Linked DNA regions of Homo sapiens: region 2 is linked to region 1. Evidence: chromatin loops called from intact Hi-C (ENCODE). Cell type or tissue: HepG2. All regions are shown on one strand. Region 1 overlaps GRIN2A (glutamate ionotropic receptor NMDA type subunit 2A). Region 2 has its middle 69 kb from the start of HAPSTR1.

Region 1 (8,000 bases):
TGAACAACACACTGCATGCGTCTACCTATACGCAAATTTCTTCTCCCTCTGCCAACCCCTGAGGCAGCAAGACCAACCCCTCCTCTTCCTCCTCCTCCTCAGCCTCCTCAATGTAAAGACAAGGATGAAGACCTTTATGATGACCCACATCCACTTGAATAGCAAACATATTTTCTTCCTTACGATTTTCCTTATGATCTTCTTTTCTATGGCTTACTTAAGAATCTACTATATAATACATATAGCATAGAAAATTTGTATTAATTGACTGTCTATGTTATTGGTAAGGCTTCTGATCAACAGTGGGCTATAGTTTATGGGAATCAAAAGTTATACATGGATTTTAAACTGCATGGGGGTTAATGCAACTAGCGCCTGCATTATTCAAGGATCAACTGTGTTTAATAAACCAATAAATAAATCAAATCCAAGGAAGTCTATGAAAGGGTTTCAGAGGGTCTGTGATCCCCTGAAATTGCACATAATTTTGACTGCATGTTTATGAACACGCACTCCTCTGGAAGGGTCCGTAGCCTTCATTAGATTTTAAAGTGGTCCCCAACTCCCCCCAAAATCACCCCAAATTATCTTAAATTCTTTGAGTGAGTTTGTGAGCCAAGCTTCAAGGTGTCAGTGATTTTTGGAAATCACAACTTACATTTTAGAGTGAGTTTATTTTTGTTTTGGCAAAAGAGTCACTGTTAGGGACCAATGGAAACAATTAACCTTTTTCAAGTCAGGGATTGTAGTTTTCAAGTCAGGGATTGTAGTTTAAGAGAAGATCCTTTCCATATGCCGACTTCAGCAAAAAAAAATCACAAACAGAAAGAAATTTCCATTCCAATTAATATTTTCCCTCCTGAAATGGGTAACATAGCCACCTCCATGGAAGGGAACCTGAGTTCGAAGATCTACGATGCATTAATGGAGCAAATATTCTTTCTCTGAATGCTCTATTGTATTATTTAGGTTTTTTCGCTCTGTACATCAACATCTATTTCAAAGTTTAAAAAATGGAGACAATATATCAATTGCCATCCCATGGAAAGTTCCAAAATTTGAACAGAAAGTGAAAGCATTTGGAAAGCAATTTCAGGTTCGTTTTTCTTTGGGGGGATGTGGGGGAATAGGAGAAGTGGATAAACAACAGAATAGTATCTAGAGTATTTTCTGCCATAAGCAGATGTTCCAAATGCAGGAGAATACAACTGACTAAAAAGAATAATTTGTCAACTGAAAAACCAGAGAGGAGTCTGGCTGGCTCTTTAGAATACAAACATATTACTACAGTAAGATGTGCAAAACAAGCTGAATATACTTTATTAAGTAATAATGATTAACCTGATACAAGTGCAAAAACACCCCATTTCGAGATCATTGGCAATTATTCTAAACATTGTCTTCTGTAGATGAGCTTCTTAGCCAAAAACATTTTCACTAGTAAATATGAGGCCGGCTGACCTACTTATGTTTTTATTTATATATGTGTGTGTGAGTTGATATATACATAGGTTGTCTGCTTTTCAAATATCTTCTACCTTCAGGATAATGTAAAGTCTTTTGGGAACTTGAGGTGATGATGCAGGGATTATAAATTCCTCCTCCATGCCAGGCAAATTTATACTGAATTACTCACACACTTGGAAAAAGTGAGGATGTTGGTTTTCAGCCAAATGCTTGGCCTAAAGCACCAAGGCTTGGAGATCTTTTTTTAAAAATCAAGGATTTGAGAGGTACAGAGTGTTTGAATAAGAAAGAGCCTCAGAGGTGACCCAACCCAACCTTGCAAGCCCAATTTTCCACCTCATTCCTGAGGGACAGACAGTCACTGTTAGCTCAATCATATCCTGATATAGCCTTCCTATTCCATGAATCCTCACAGTCTTCTGTTAGAGACCTAATTGCCGAAGCTTATTCCTCATATCAAGATGAAACTTTACTCCTTATAGTTTCACTCTTGGCCAGGTGCCGTGGCTAACGCCTGTAGTCCAGCACTTTAGGAGGCCAAAGCGGGTGGATCACCTGAGGTCAGGAGTTCAAGACCAGCCTGGCCAACATGGTAAAACCCCATCTCTACTAAAAATACAAAGTTAGCTGATGGTGGTGGCAGGTGCCTGTAATCCCAGCTACTCAGGAGGCTGAGGCAGGAGCATCACTTGAACCCAGGCGGCAGAGGTTGCAGTAAACCAAGATCGTGCCATTGAACTCCAGCCTGGGCGACAAGAGCAAAACTCTGTCTCAAATAATAACAATAATAATAATAATAATAATAATAATAATAATAATAATAATAATTTCACTCTTATGTCTGTCCCCAGAACAATAACAAAATTAAGACTTAACCTTCTACCTTGTAACAGCCCATGGAGTATCTGAACACTTCTCCCATATCCCCTCTGAGATTTCCCTTCTCCAGGCTAAACATCCCTAAATACTTCTTCTGAAACTCTTAATATATTTCATTTAGAGTCTACGCAATCCTAAAGGCCCTTTTTCTGCATGCATTGCAATTTTTCAACGTCCATCTTTAGATATCACTCCTCGGAACTAAGTGCAATGCTACATATAATGGTGTTAGTGTTGCTGGAGACATCACCAGTTGTACCACTGAAGCATCACCCCACACCCTTGCTAACAGAAGCAATTTTGCTCAGTGGCAATTACCCATTCTCAGAGAGGAATCCTGGATCTCTATCATTGTTGTTTGAGCAGTGGGAATGTGACCCAGTTCTGGCCACTGACATGTAAGAGGAAGTCTACTCCAATGAAAGGATAGAGGCCCTAGAAGAAGGCTTATTTTTCTCTCCCTTTTTTTCCAGTTTTGAATGCTAGGAGGTGAAGGTGTGATGGCTGGAACAGAAGCAGCCATATTGTGACTCAGATAAACCAGCAGCTGAGGAAGGCAAAGTAGAAGAATGGGAAGGATCTGAGTCCTCAATGTGACATTAAGTCACTAAGCTAGATCTGAGGCTCCTTACTAAGCAAAAAACTGAATGTCTTTAATGGTTTAAGACACTGTTGGTCAAAGACTCTGTTACTTGCACCTGAAAGCACTCCAAACAACAGAAGAGGTATAATGGAGCTATCACCTCCCTTGATTTAAACATTATATTTCTATAAATGTGGCCTCCACTTTTTATAAGGCCACAACGTATGTGGCCTCCACATATATTTCTAGATATGTGGCCTCCACATATCCCCACTTAGGATCTGCTGAGCTTCTGGTCAATACAAAATAAACAAACAAACAAATAAAAAGTCTGTATTTGAGCACCATGATCTCAAATACTCACAGAAACCATATCATTAACATAAATGTATGAATCACCCTAGATATGGGATAACAGAGTGGGGACAGCTGTAGTGAATTTGAAAATGCATGCTGTCTAAAGACATTAAAATTCAAGCATTTAAAAATGCTGTACTGGTGAAACAAAATGCATCTATGAGCCAGATTCAGCGTGCAGTACACCGGTTCATGACCCTTGCAAAAACCATTCCCAAGTGAGTTGGATGTGATAGTTGGAACAGAGGCAGCCACATTATGACTAAGTGAGTTGCAAAGTCTCACATCCCCCTTTCTGCAATAGTGAAAATTCTTCTTCAAACTATTGAGAGAGGTTGGTCAAAAGGCACCAACTTCCACTTGTAAGGTAAATAGGTTCTAGAGACCTAATGTATAGCATGGTGACTGGTGATAGCATGGTGACAATACAAAAATATATTGTATACAGGCAATTTGCTAAGATACCACATCTTAAGTAATCTCATCACACAATAAATGTAACCATGTGAGGTAATGGATATGTTAATTAGTTTGATGGTGACAATCATCTCACATTTACTTGTATATCAGAATATCATTTGGGGCTGGGGACGGTGGCTTATGCCTGTAATACCAGCACTTTGGGAGGCCAAGGGAAGAGGATTGCTTGAGTCCAGGAGTTCAAGACCAGCCTGGGCAACATGGTGAGACCCCCGTCTCTACCAAAAATTTAAAAATTAGCCGGATATCATGGCACACGCCTGTGTTCCTAGCTACTTGGGAGGCTGAGATGAGAGGATCACCTAAGCCCAGGAGGTTGAGGCTGCAGTGAACTATGATCATGCCACTGCACTCCAGCCTGGGCAACAGAGTGAAACACTGTTTTCTTTAAAAAAAAAAAAAAAAAAATTGTGTTGTACACCTTTAATATATACAATTTTTCTTTGTCAGTTAACCTCATTAAAGCTGAGTGCGGTATGGGGGGAACCTCCAGTGCAGTCTTTAGAGTGACTCCATCACTTCAATCTGAAGTTTTGAATTTTAATTCCATCATCCAACATCTTAATCCTTTTAGTCAAGACAACCAAAATATGAACATCAAAATCTGTTATTTGTCTTGCATCTGAGCCCCTTCCCTAAATCAAATGTATTCGTAGTCATTAACTTGAAAGGGTAATAAAATAAGAGCAAAAGAATAAGAACCCAAAGCCCTAGGTTCTAGTTACAGCTTTGAACAATGCACAAATTACTGCAACTCCCAGATCCTTTATTTCCTCATCTGAAAATAGAGATTCTTTAAACAAATACCGTTGGAGCTGCCAGGTTTCCCAGGCTATCACTGAGTTATTAATCCTTGGCAGAGATAAAATGAGAAACTATATATGTCCACACTCTAAATCCCTAAGCCTCGTGCAAACATATGGTCCAGTTGGTGGAGTCATTTAGTGCAAAGGTCAATGAGATAGTCTTCTCCTGCGATCACTTTCATGCTGGCCACATTTAGCTTCCGTTTGCCAGGATAAAGCTCTCAGCAAGTCCTACAAAGGCAAAGGAAGCTTCTGATTGTCTCAGTTAAGAAAATACAAATCATTTCATGTTAGACCCTCCACTTCTGACAGTTCTGTGGGATTCACTCCCAGTTTCTTTCAGAGCATACCCTCATGTAACCACATCATCCTTAATCACTCTTTCTGGTTATTAAAAAGTACATGTACACTGGAGAAAAATAAAAACTAAAAAATGCAGACACAATAACAATAGCATTCCTGTAATAAGCATTTATTATAAGGTAGGCACTGAGACATGGACTAATATCCATGATGTCATTTAAATCTCACAACTCTACAAAGTGGATGCTATTATTGTTCCCATTTTAGAGATGAAGACATTGAGGCTCAAGATATTAAGAACTTCCCCATGATCACCCAGCCAGTAAGAGGTGGAATCCCTGAATTTAAATTCAGGCAATCTAACTCAAAGTACAATATATTAACCACTTGATAATGACATTCTTTAAAAGATTAAAGCAGCCATGAGTCTACCACCCCAAAGATAACTGCTATTCATATTTTGGTATGTTTGTTGCCAGTCTTTCCTTGATGAGGCACAAAATTTTCAGAGCTGGAAGAGATCTTAGTGATAATTTTGTCCCAAATCCTCATTTTGCAGGAGAACCAGAGGTTCAGACAGGTGAAGGGCCTTTTCTAAGGTCACACAGGTATTTTTGAAAATTGAATTTCATTCTTCAGACTCTTTGTCCAAGGTTTTCTTGGATCTTCCAACTCAAGTTGATTCATCATGGCTGCCTGGAGTACTGTGTTGAGAAGGCCTTAAGGCCAGTGGGCTCAACAGGGCCAGGTGTTATAGGAGATTAATGATGGCAGCAGTGAACATGGCATCCATGGTTGCATACATGCCATAGATCTGCCGTCTTATCCAGGAGCAGCCCCTGGAAGAGCTACTTCCCTCACCTACATCATAGGCCTCACAGCCAAGTGCCTTCAGGATACTGTGTATGTAACATAAATGAGTGAAGTGAAGTGAAGTGAAGTGACTTTGGGGAATTTAAGAAAGGAGGGGCACCTGTCCTGTCCCAGGATGGCAGTGGGAGGGCAGGGATCGTGGCAGGTGGGGTTGGGGGATGAGATTCATCTCCAGCCAACTGTTGCCATAGGGGGAATCGGGGCCAGTATGGCCAGGCCTTCTGACTGTTTCAAAGCAGCATGAAGTTTGGATTTTCTTTTCAATGGGATGTCTTCCAACTTTAAAATGTTGGCAAAGAATTAGAAGTTGAAAGATCAAGGATGGGGGATGCAGGACAAACAAAAGACACCAATTAATAACCTTATAATGTCTCATTTATGTGATGACTTATCAGAGGCTACCAACTCTCTATTACAAACCAGAGATTCAGTTCCTGTTTCTCTTCTGCACAGCCCTCTTTCTCTCTCTTTCCCCACTCACTCTGCCTACAGTAGCATTTTCCATCTGAGGCTATGAGAAAGAAGATAAACACCGCTGCAAACCCACCAGACCACAGCTCTTCAGGGCCCAAACGATTGTCAGCAACCCCTGAGGGCTACTTGGAGTGTGAGTCACGCTACCGGGAGGACGCCTGTTGGTCTCTGATGACTTAAGTGAGGAGGTGTTGATGATCGCATCTGACATGCCTCATGGAAAAGACTAAAGATAGGTCTCCCCACTCTCCCAGGAACTACCTGATGCCTCTTTAGCAGGAGCTGAGTGGGCTCCACCAACATTCCGATCTGTGCGTCTGCCCTTTTCGAGAGCTCTCAGTGTTTAATGGGAAGGCCCATCACTCGCATCCAAACTCTGGAGCTGCCAGGTTACAAGAGCACCAACTTCCACCTCCTGCTGATGAGCTGTTACTCAGCAGTTCTCTACAGGCCTTTCGTATGTAACCCCCCAATTTATGCTAATCCTCAGGATGGCTGGTAATTATCTGCCCACTAGAGAGAAGAGAAAAATTGGCAAACACCTATGAAATCAGTCAGCATTGAGGGAACAAACACTGCACGAATGCCCTGAACCATATTGTGATATGTTCATCCGGAAGCTCCAACAAGCTGGCATCGGAGCCAATGACTAGATTCATTCAATCAACAAACATTTACCGTGTAACAAACGCAAAGGGCAGGACAAGTGTGAGGTACTGAAAAGGATGCCCCTATGGAGCACAAATGAATATTATTAATGGTGGAAAAAGAGAGAAATTGTTAAAATAATTGTGGTATGAACTGAACACTCTGCAGCCATTGAAAATCAAGTTTAAGAAGTCTATGTAGTGATAAAGGAAAATTCCAAGAATACATAATCAAGTTTAAAAAAATATATAAAAGCAGGTTGTGAAATAAAACGGGGTCAAAATCCGAGTGAACACACTCAGTAACCTTCCTTTTCTGCTCCTAAGACATAGAATTTTTAAAGAAACCTTTAGTTATTTTTAAATTTACATAGTATTGCTTGCAAATAAGAAAAGAGAATCACAGATCAAAAATAGAGAGTAATCCCTAAAAATAAATGAACTGAAAGACGGGACTCTAGGGTTTCAAGTAGGAATCAAAGCCACATAATCCATGGAGGATAGGTCCAATATGAGCCATGAGAACAGAGGTGTCAATGTCCATCCAGGGAAAAAGGGGAAGAACTGGACCTAGAATCAGGCTGCTAGCTGTGGATGGTGCTGGAACATCTGCACCATCCACCATTAGTCACAGCCAAAAAGCAGGACCCTATCTGTGTCAAGGAGCCAAAATGAAGTCACCTACATGAGATGGACTCCTAAGCCTGTACCACAGGCCACGTAGAATGGGAAGAGAGTACAAACCTGAGCTGCTGACATGGGCTCTGGCTTAAAATACACACCCTCACAGATACAGGGCATAAGAAATCATAAAGTTGCCTTGAAAATAAGTTCACAAACAAAAATTAAAGAACATATGTGAACATCCAACTAACTGATTCTACAAATGAAGGACTTCACAACTGAAGAAGGAAAGATGCTAGAGCAATCAGAGAAGAACTTTATAATACATATTTTTTAATCTTTGAAGGGACAGGGGAGGGAGTTACATGCACAAAGTGAGAAGAGTTTTTCATTATTTATAACACAAAAAAACAGGGAGGTGTAAAGAGGAACCAATTATTATCTTGGAAATAAAGTATATCCTTGTTGAAATCTATAACTCAACAGATAGTCAAAATAATAGACCAT
Region 2 (8,000 bases), 1.0 Mb before region 1:
GTTTCACCATGTTGGCCAGGCTGCTCTTGAACTCCTGACCTCAGGTGATCCTCCCACCCCAGCCTCCCAAAGTGCTGGGATTACAGGCATGAGCCACCACGCCCGGCCCCATGCAGGCTTCTTTTCCAATGAAACCTTATCTGACAGGTCAATGAATGGAACAGATAAAAGCAGGCTTGTTCTGATGGATTGAAGTGGTGGGAGGGGCTGTGTGGCTTCACAAGTTGACATCCTTATTCTATTCTCCCCTCACCTCCTTCGGCCCCTGTGCTTTCCACAGGGGACAGTTTAAAACCCACTGTAGCAGAGTTTTATACCAATTTTGCAGAACTGTCAGTCTGGGGCTGGCTGGAGTAATCCCCGCAGGAAAATGTGAAGCCTGTTACCTCACTTCATTGAGCACACCCTTCCTTCCCTCGTGGTATCATGATTATGTTTCAGGCTTTTATTGTTACAGAGATAATCAGTCTGAGGGATTGATTCCCAATCAATGTTAGGAGAAACAGTCTAGGATACAATACGGGATTTGCAGTCAGACACCGGAGCTCAAGTCTGTCCTCCCTCATTCACTAGCTGAGCGCCCTGGGCAAGTCACCTGACCTCCATTAGCCACAGGTGAATCATCTGTAAAATGGAAACATACTAAGATTTTGAGCAGGGAGGCAGCTTCGGGTAATCGAATAAACATGAGTTTTGGAGTCAGACAGACTTGAGTTTGACCTCAACCCTGCTGCCTCTTGGCTCTGTGGCCTTGACCTTCCATCTTCTCACCTGTAACTTGTGGGTAATAAGGGCACCTGGAAGGTTGCCTTGGGGATTAGCAAGGTCATGTGTGCAAAGCACCTTGCATAGAAATTGTCTTATAGTTGCTCAACTAAAGCCAGTTCTTTAGTATTTTTTCTTTCTTTCCTTTTTTCTTTGTTTGAGATGGACTTTCGCTCTTTCACCCAGGCTGGAGTGAAGTGGCGCAAGCTCGGCTCACTGCAACCTCTGCCCCCTGGGTTCAAGCGATTCTCCTGCCTCAGCCTCCCAAGTAGCTGGGATTATAGGTGCCTGCCACCACACCCGGCTTATTTTTTTGTATTTTTAGTAGAGATGGGATTTTGTCATGTTGGCCAGGCTGGCCTCGGACTCCTGACCTCAGGTGATCCACCCCGCTCCGCCTCCCAAAGTGCTAGGATTACAAGCTTGAGCCACCACTCCTGGTCTCTTAGTTTCTCTTCTTTTCCCCTCCCCTCCCCTCCCCTTCCCTCCCCTCCCCTTCCCTTCACTTCCCTCCCCTCCCCTTCCCTTCCCTTCCCTTCCCTTCCCTTCCCTGTCCTGCCCCGCCCCTCCCCTCCCTTCCCTTTCTTTCTTGTCTTGCTCTCTCACCCAGGCTGGAGTACAGTGGTGCTATCACAGCTCAGTGCAGCCTTGACCTCTCAGGCTTAAGTGGTCCTCCTACCGCAGCTTCTGGAGTAGCTGGGACCACAGTTATGTGCCACCGTGCCTGGCTAATTTTTGTATTGTTGCTAGAGACAGGATTTCAGATTTCACCATGTTGCCCCAGCTGGTCTCGAACTCCTGAGCTCAAGTGATCTTCCAGCCTCAGCCTCCCAAAGTACAAGGATTCCAGGCATGGTGCCCAGCCTCTTTTTTTTTTTTTTTTTTTTTTTTGTAAGAGACAGGGTCTCGCTCTGTTGCCCAGGCTGGAGTGGTGCAATCATAGCTTACTGCAGCCTCGAACTCCTGGGCTCAATCAATCCTCCTGCCTCAGTCTCTCAAGTAGCTGAGACTACAGGTTTATGCCACCATGCCTGGCTAATTAAAAGAAACAATTCTTTTTTTGTAGAGGCAGGGTCTCACTTTGTTGTCCAGGCTGATCTCAAACTGCTGGGCTCAAGCAATTCTCCTGCCTCAGCCTCCCGAGTAGCTGGGACCACAGGCATGCACCACCACCCACAGCCCAGTTGTCTATTTTTTTATTTTTTATTTTTTATTTCAGATAGAGTTTCGCTCTTGTTGCCCAGGCTGGAGTGCAATGGTGCGATCTCGTCTTACAGCAACCTCCGTCTTCCTGGTTCAAGCGATTCTCCTGCCTCAGCCTACTGAGTAGCTGGGATTACAGGCCGGCTCCACCATGCCTGGCTAATTTGGTATTTTTAGTAGAGATGGGGTTTCTCCATGTTGGTCAGGCTGGTCTTGAACTCCCGACCTCGGCCTCCCAAAGTGTTGGGATTACTGGTGTGAGCCACCATACCTGACCCATACATAAAGTTTTATTGGAATACAGCCACATTCATCATTGACATATCATCTACAGCTGCTTTCTAGATACAAGAGCAGAGTTGAGTCATTTGGACAGAGACTGCATGGCGCACGAAATGAAAAATATTCACTCTCCTTTTACAGAAGTATGCTGATCCCTGGTCTACCAGAAGAAAAAGGAGACTTCAGAGACAACTGGAGGCCGGGCACTGTGGCTCACGCCTGTAATTCCAGCACTTTGGGAGGCCAAGGTGGGAGGATCCTTTGAGGCTAGGAGTTTGAGACCAGCCTGGGCAACAGAATGAGATCCTGTCTCTACAAAAAAGTAAAAACAAAAACGCACTTTATATATGGACATCGAGAGTTGAATTTTGTATACTTTTCACGTGTTACAGAATATTATTCTTTTTTGGGGGGGGAGACAAGATCTCACTCTGTGGCCCAGGCTGGAGTACCAGTGGCACCATCATAGCAGCCTCCACCTCCCATGCTCAAGCAAACTTCCCTCCTTGGCCTCCCTAGTAGTTGTGTCTACAGTTGAGTGCCATCACTCCTGGCTAATTTTTTCATTTTTTGTGGAGGTGGGGTCTTGCTATGTTGCCCAGGCTGGTCTTGAACTCCTGGACTCATACACAGCCAGACTCCTTGCAGCACCCAGGGAACATTTGGTGAACGACCGGGATACTGAAGGTCTCTCTCTCAGAAATACAATTGTGGGAATTAGTGGAGAATATGAATGTGAATGGGCAGGCATAGTGCAGATACTGAAGGTAGTTTTGGAAAGGCTGGCTCATCTTCCAGGGGAACTTGAATCTTTCAAGAGGAGGCGGGGAGACTACGAGTCAGAGAGACCGGAGACTTTGAAGTTCCTGCATTCCCAGCTGCGTTCACTTCTCAGCCATTACCAATTCAGCCAGCAGGGGGCAGCAGGGGATCGCCGTCCTCGGGGAGTCTCAGGACCCAGGTAGCCTCGCCTGCTGCCGCCCAGACAGGAGACAGGAGATGCTGGGAGATGGCCCAGATGACCTCCGAGTGTCTTTGCTGCTGCTTAAATCCCTGTTCGTTTTTGCAGAGGAAGGTAGGGGGATGAGCCGCCTGGAGTCAGCCGGGGGCTCATATTCCCAGAAAGGGAGTGGCTTCCTTTCTCTCAGGAGATGGAAGAAAATGAAAACTCAGCCAGTGCTGCAGGTAGCTGTCACCCTGGCGTTTCAGTGTGTTCTATTTATCCTTCTTTTTGGTTAGTACGTATGTGTTTATAGAGGGATTCATGGGGGCGGGGGCAAGCCAGGGCATTCTTTAATTCAACGCAGACTCATTAAGCACATTGGCAAATACCAGGCAGAAAGAAAATGGTCACGTGGGCCGGGAGCGGTGGCTCACACCTGTAATCCTAGCACTTAGGGAGGCCGAGGCAGGTGGATCACCTGAGATCAGGAGTTCGAGACCAGCCTGGCCAACATGGCGAAACCCCATTTCTACTAAAATGACAGAAATTAGCCGAGCGTGGTGGTGCACGCCTGTGATCCCTGCTACTTGGGAGGCTGAGGCAGAAGAATCGCTTGAACCCAGGAAGTGGAGGTTGCAGTGAGCCGAGATCATGCCACTGCACTCCAGCCTGGGCAACAGAGTGAGACTCCGTCTCAAAAAAAAAAAAAAAAAAAAAAGAAAATTGTCACATGGATCTAGGCTAGGACACTGAGAACCCACAAATGACACCCTCTTAGCCTTTAAAACCTCAAAGGAAGCCGAGAGGCGAGGCTGCCTGACTGCCTCTACGGCTGCCTACGTGGTCTTGGGTGGTGATAAACGTGGTCAGCTCCATGATGCTTAGTGTCCCTCTCTGCAAAACGGGGATGAAAGAAAAGATAACGGACAGGTCCACGTGAGGGTGGTGTTTCTAAAGCACGGTCCCCAGACCACCAACATCAGCGTCTTAGAAAGGCACACTGTGGGGTTGGGGGGCAAGCAACTGGCCCCTAACAAGCCCTCCAGTTGGGTCTCATGGATTATTATTAATATTTTTTGAGACAGGATCTTGCTTTGTTGCCTAGGCTGAAGTCCAGTGGCACAATGACAGCTCATGCAACCTCGACCTCCTGGGCTCAAGCCATCCTCCCGCCTCAGCCTCCTGAGTAGCTGGGACTGCAGGTGTGCACCACCACGCCTGCCTAATTTTTAATTTTTTTTTTTTTTTTTTACAGATGGGGTCTTCCTATGTTGCACAGGCTGGTCTTGAACTCCTGGGCTCAAGTGATCCTCCCAGCTCAGCCTCCCAAAGTGCTGGGATTACAGGCGTGAGCATCCGTGCCTGGCGAGGCTGATGCATTCTTAAGGGCAGGAACCACTGGTATCCTGTAGCTGTTTTCAGCATTGGTTGCACATTGGAGTCAACTGGCTTTTTAAAATCCCTAATGTGTGTGTGGCTGAGGGGCCACCCTAGACCAATTCCATCAGACTAATTACATGCTTTAGGGTTGGGACCATAATTTGTGTGTGTGTGTGTGTTTTGTTTTTGTTTTTGTTTTTTGAGACAAGGCCTCACTTTGTTGCCCAGGCTGCAGTGCAGTGGTGGCATCATAGCTCACTGTAGCCTCGAACTCCTGGGCTCCAGTGATCCTTCTGCCTCAACCTCCCCAGTAGCTGGCGTGTGCCACTGCACCCTGCTAATTTTTAAATTTTTTGTAGAGACAGGGTCTCACTTTGCTGCCAAGGCTGGTCTTGAACTTCTGGCCTCAAGTGACCCTCCCTTCTCAGCCTCCCAAAGTGATGGGATTACAGGCATGAGCCACTGTGCCTGGCCCGTATGTTATTTATTTGTTTTTGAGACAGAGTCTCACTCTGTCGCCCAGGCTGGAGTGCAGTGGCACAATCTTGGCTCACTGCAACCTCCACCTCCCGGGTTCAAGATTCTCCTGCCTCAGGCTCCAGAGTAGCTGGGACTACAGGCATGCCCCACCACGCCTGGGAAATTTTTATATTTTTATTAGAGACAGGGTTTCACCATGTTGGCCAGGCTGATTTCGAACTCCTGACCTCAGGTGATCCACCCGCCTCAGCCTCCCAAAGTGCTGGTATTACAGGCATGAGCCACCATGCCCAGCTTGTTATTTTTAAAGTTCAATATAGTCATGATGATTCCAATATAGCCAAGGTCAAGGCCCAATGATATCATGGAAAATGATTTTGGGCTCAGCCAGACCCTTAGTTCAAATCCCAGCTTTGACACTTACTGGTTGTTTGACCCTGGGCAAGGCACAGTACTTCTCTGACCCACAATTTCTCTTCTGTAAAACCAGGATAATCTTTCCTCCCTTGCGGATTTATTTATTAATAAATTGTTTAACGATGGAACTAGGAAAGTATTTGAGTGTCCCATGCATGGAAGCATCTGGAACAATGCCTGGGACCTAGTGAGTGTTTAGCCCATGAAAGTTCCCCTTCCCTGCTCTCTGCTGTTGAACTGTGGGGTTTTCTAGAACAGGGACCACATCATATTTTTCTCTGCATCCTCAAGAAGCAATCAATTCCTTGTTTATACCACAGCCCTGGGGGAGAGCTGGGAAGTGAGTGTCTGACATGAATAACAGCTGGATTTCTTTTTTTTTCTTTTTGAGACAGTCTCACTCTGTCACCCAGGCTGGAGTGCAGTGGCATGGTCTCTACTCACTGCAACCTCCGTTTCCCAGGTTCAAGCGATTCTCCTGCCTCAGCCTCCTGAATAGTTGGGACTACAGGCACCCACCACCACACCTGGCTAATTTCTGTATTTTTAGTAGAGTTGGTGTTTCACCATGTTGGTCAGGCTGGTCTTGAACTCCTGACCTCAGGTGACCCACCTGCCTCGGCCTCCCAAAGTGCTGGGATTACAAGCATGAGCCAACATGCCTGGCCTTAACTGCTGGATTTCTTTTCTTTTCTTTTTTTTTTTATATGGAGTTTCACTCTTGTTGCCCAGGCTGGAGTGCAGTGGTGTGATCTTGGCTCACTGCAACCTCTACCACCTGGGTTCAAGCAATTCTCCTGCCTCAGCCTCCCAAGTAGCTGGGATTACAGGCATGTGCCACCACACCTGGCTAATTTTTTGTATTTAATGGAGACAGGGTTTCACCATGCTGGTCAAGCTGGTTTCAAACTCCTGACCTCAGGTGATCCACCCGCCTTGGCCTCCCAAAGTGCTGGGATTACAGGCATGAGCCACCGCACCCGGCTCCGGATTTCTTACCTTACGGTCTTGCTGGACTGGGGTGATCTTTCTTTGCCTTGTCCTAACTCAGGTGAGTCCTGATGTCTGTTTAAATTAAACATGCCTGGCTGGGCGCTGTAGCTCACGTCTCTAATCCCAACAATTTGGGAGGCTGAGGTGGGGAGATCCCTGAGGTCAGGAGTTTGAGACCAGCCTGGCCAACATGGTGAAACCCCGTCTCTCCTAAAAATACAAAAATTAGCCAGGTGTGGTGGCAGGCACCTATAGTCCTGATTACTTGGGAGGCTGAGGCAGGAGAATCGCTTGAGCCTGGGAGGCAGAGGATGCAGTGAGCCAAGATCAGGCCACTGAACTCCAGCCTGGGTGACAGAGCGAAACTCCATCTCAAAAAAAAAAGCCCGCCTGTAATCCCAGCACTTTGGGAGGCCGAGACGGGCGGATCACGAGGTCGGGAGATCGAGACCATCCTGGCTAGCGCGGTGAAACCCCGTCTCTACTAAAAATACAAAAATTAGCCGGGCATGGTGGTGCGCGCCTGCGGTCCCAGCTACACGGGAGGCTGAGGCAGGAGAATGGCGTGAACCCGGGAGGCGGAGCTTGCAGTGAGTCGAGATCGCGCCACTGCACTGCAGCCTGGGCGACAGAGCGAAACTCCGTCTCAAAAAAAAAAAAAAAAAAAAAAAGCCCAAAGTCCGCTTGACTTTTAGGAATCTATCCTGATACAAGCACAATCACCAGCATGTGAAGATATGTGTGCAAAGATATTACTGTGTTGTTTGCCTTGGAAAAAGTTGGAAAGACAAATTATCAATAGGTAAATAATAGAATAAACTATAGCACATGCAGTGTTATGGAAACCATGAACTATGAAAAAGAACTGGGTAGTTCTATGTGTAGAGATCTGGAAAGAGATGGACTGCCCAGTGTTAAGTGAAAAAGTAAATTGCTAAATCATGTCTGTATCATGATTCCTTTTTTGTCAGAGGTGGCAAGAGGTTCCATATTATGTGTACTGTATGCTTATTTGTGTGTGTTTTTGTGGGCATAAGGAAAAACATGGAAGAATATACTCCAGGCTGTTTGAATTGGTTACCTTGTGGGATTAGACAGAGGGGAGATTGACTCATTTATTCATGGGGGAGTGTGGTGGTCCATGCCTTTTATCCCAGCACTTTGGGAGGCTGATGTGGGAGCATCACTTGAGCCCAGGAGTTTGAGACCAGCCTGGGCAACGTAGTGACACTACAAAAATTACAAAGAATTAGCTGGATGTGGTGGTACATGCCTGTGGTTTCAGCTACTCGGGAGGTTGGGGTGGGAGGATCACTTGAGCCTGGGAGGTCGAGGCTGCAGTCAGCCATGGCACCACTGCACTGCACTTCAGCTTGGGTTACAAGAACAAGACTTTGTTTCAAAAAAAAAAAAAAAAAAAAAAAAAGATGGGGCGTGGTGGCTCACGCCTGTAATCCCAGCACTTTGGGAGGCTGAGGCCGAGGATCACTTGAGGTCAGGAGTTAGAAACCAGCCTGGCCGACATGGTGAAACTCCA

Evidence for each region. Peaks named below come from ENCODE experiments on the same cell type or tissue, not always from the same donor. Only the 100,000 strongest peaks of a DNase experiment are listed, where the experiment ranks them.
Region 2: it touches region 1 in a loop (8-fold over the local background); 46 of 110 quality-filtered maps call a loop at or near these places.

What each region holds. Positions count from the first base shown.
Region 1 is chr16:10,166,726-10,174,725 of GRCh38, forward strand. All of the region lies in intron 2 of GRIN2A (glutamate ionotropic receptor NMDA type subunit 2A), which reads right to left. Among named protein-coding and RNA genes, the nearest start is that of GRIN2A, 12 kb to the right of the region's middle. In HepG2, no CTCF peak of the experiment used is centred here; a DNase peak (open chromatin) is centred at 4,686; H3K27me3 peaks cover 408 bases.
Region 2 is chr16:9,157,135-9,165,134 of GRCh38, forward strand. No RefSeq gene overlaps it. Among named protein-coding and RNA genes, the nearest start is that of HAPSTR1, 69 kb to the left of the region's middle. In HepG2, a CTCF peak has its summit at 3,162 (motif pointing right); a DNase peak (open chromatin) is centred at 3,137; H3K27me3 peaks cover 1,613 bases.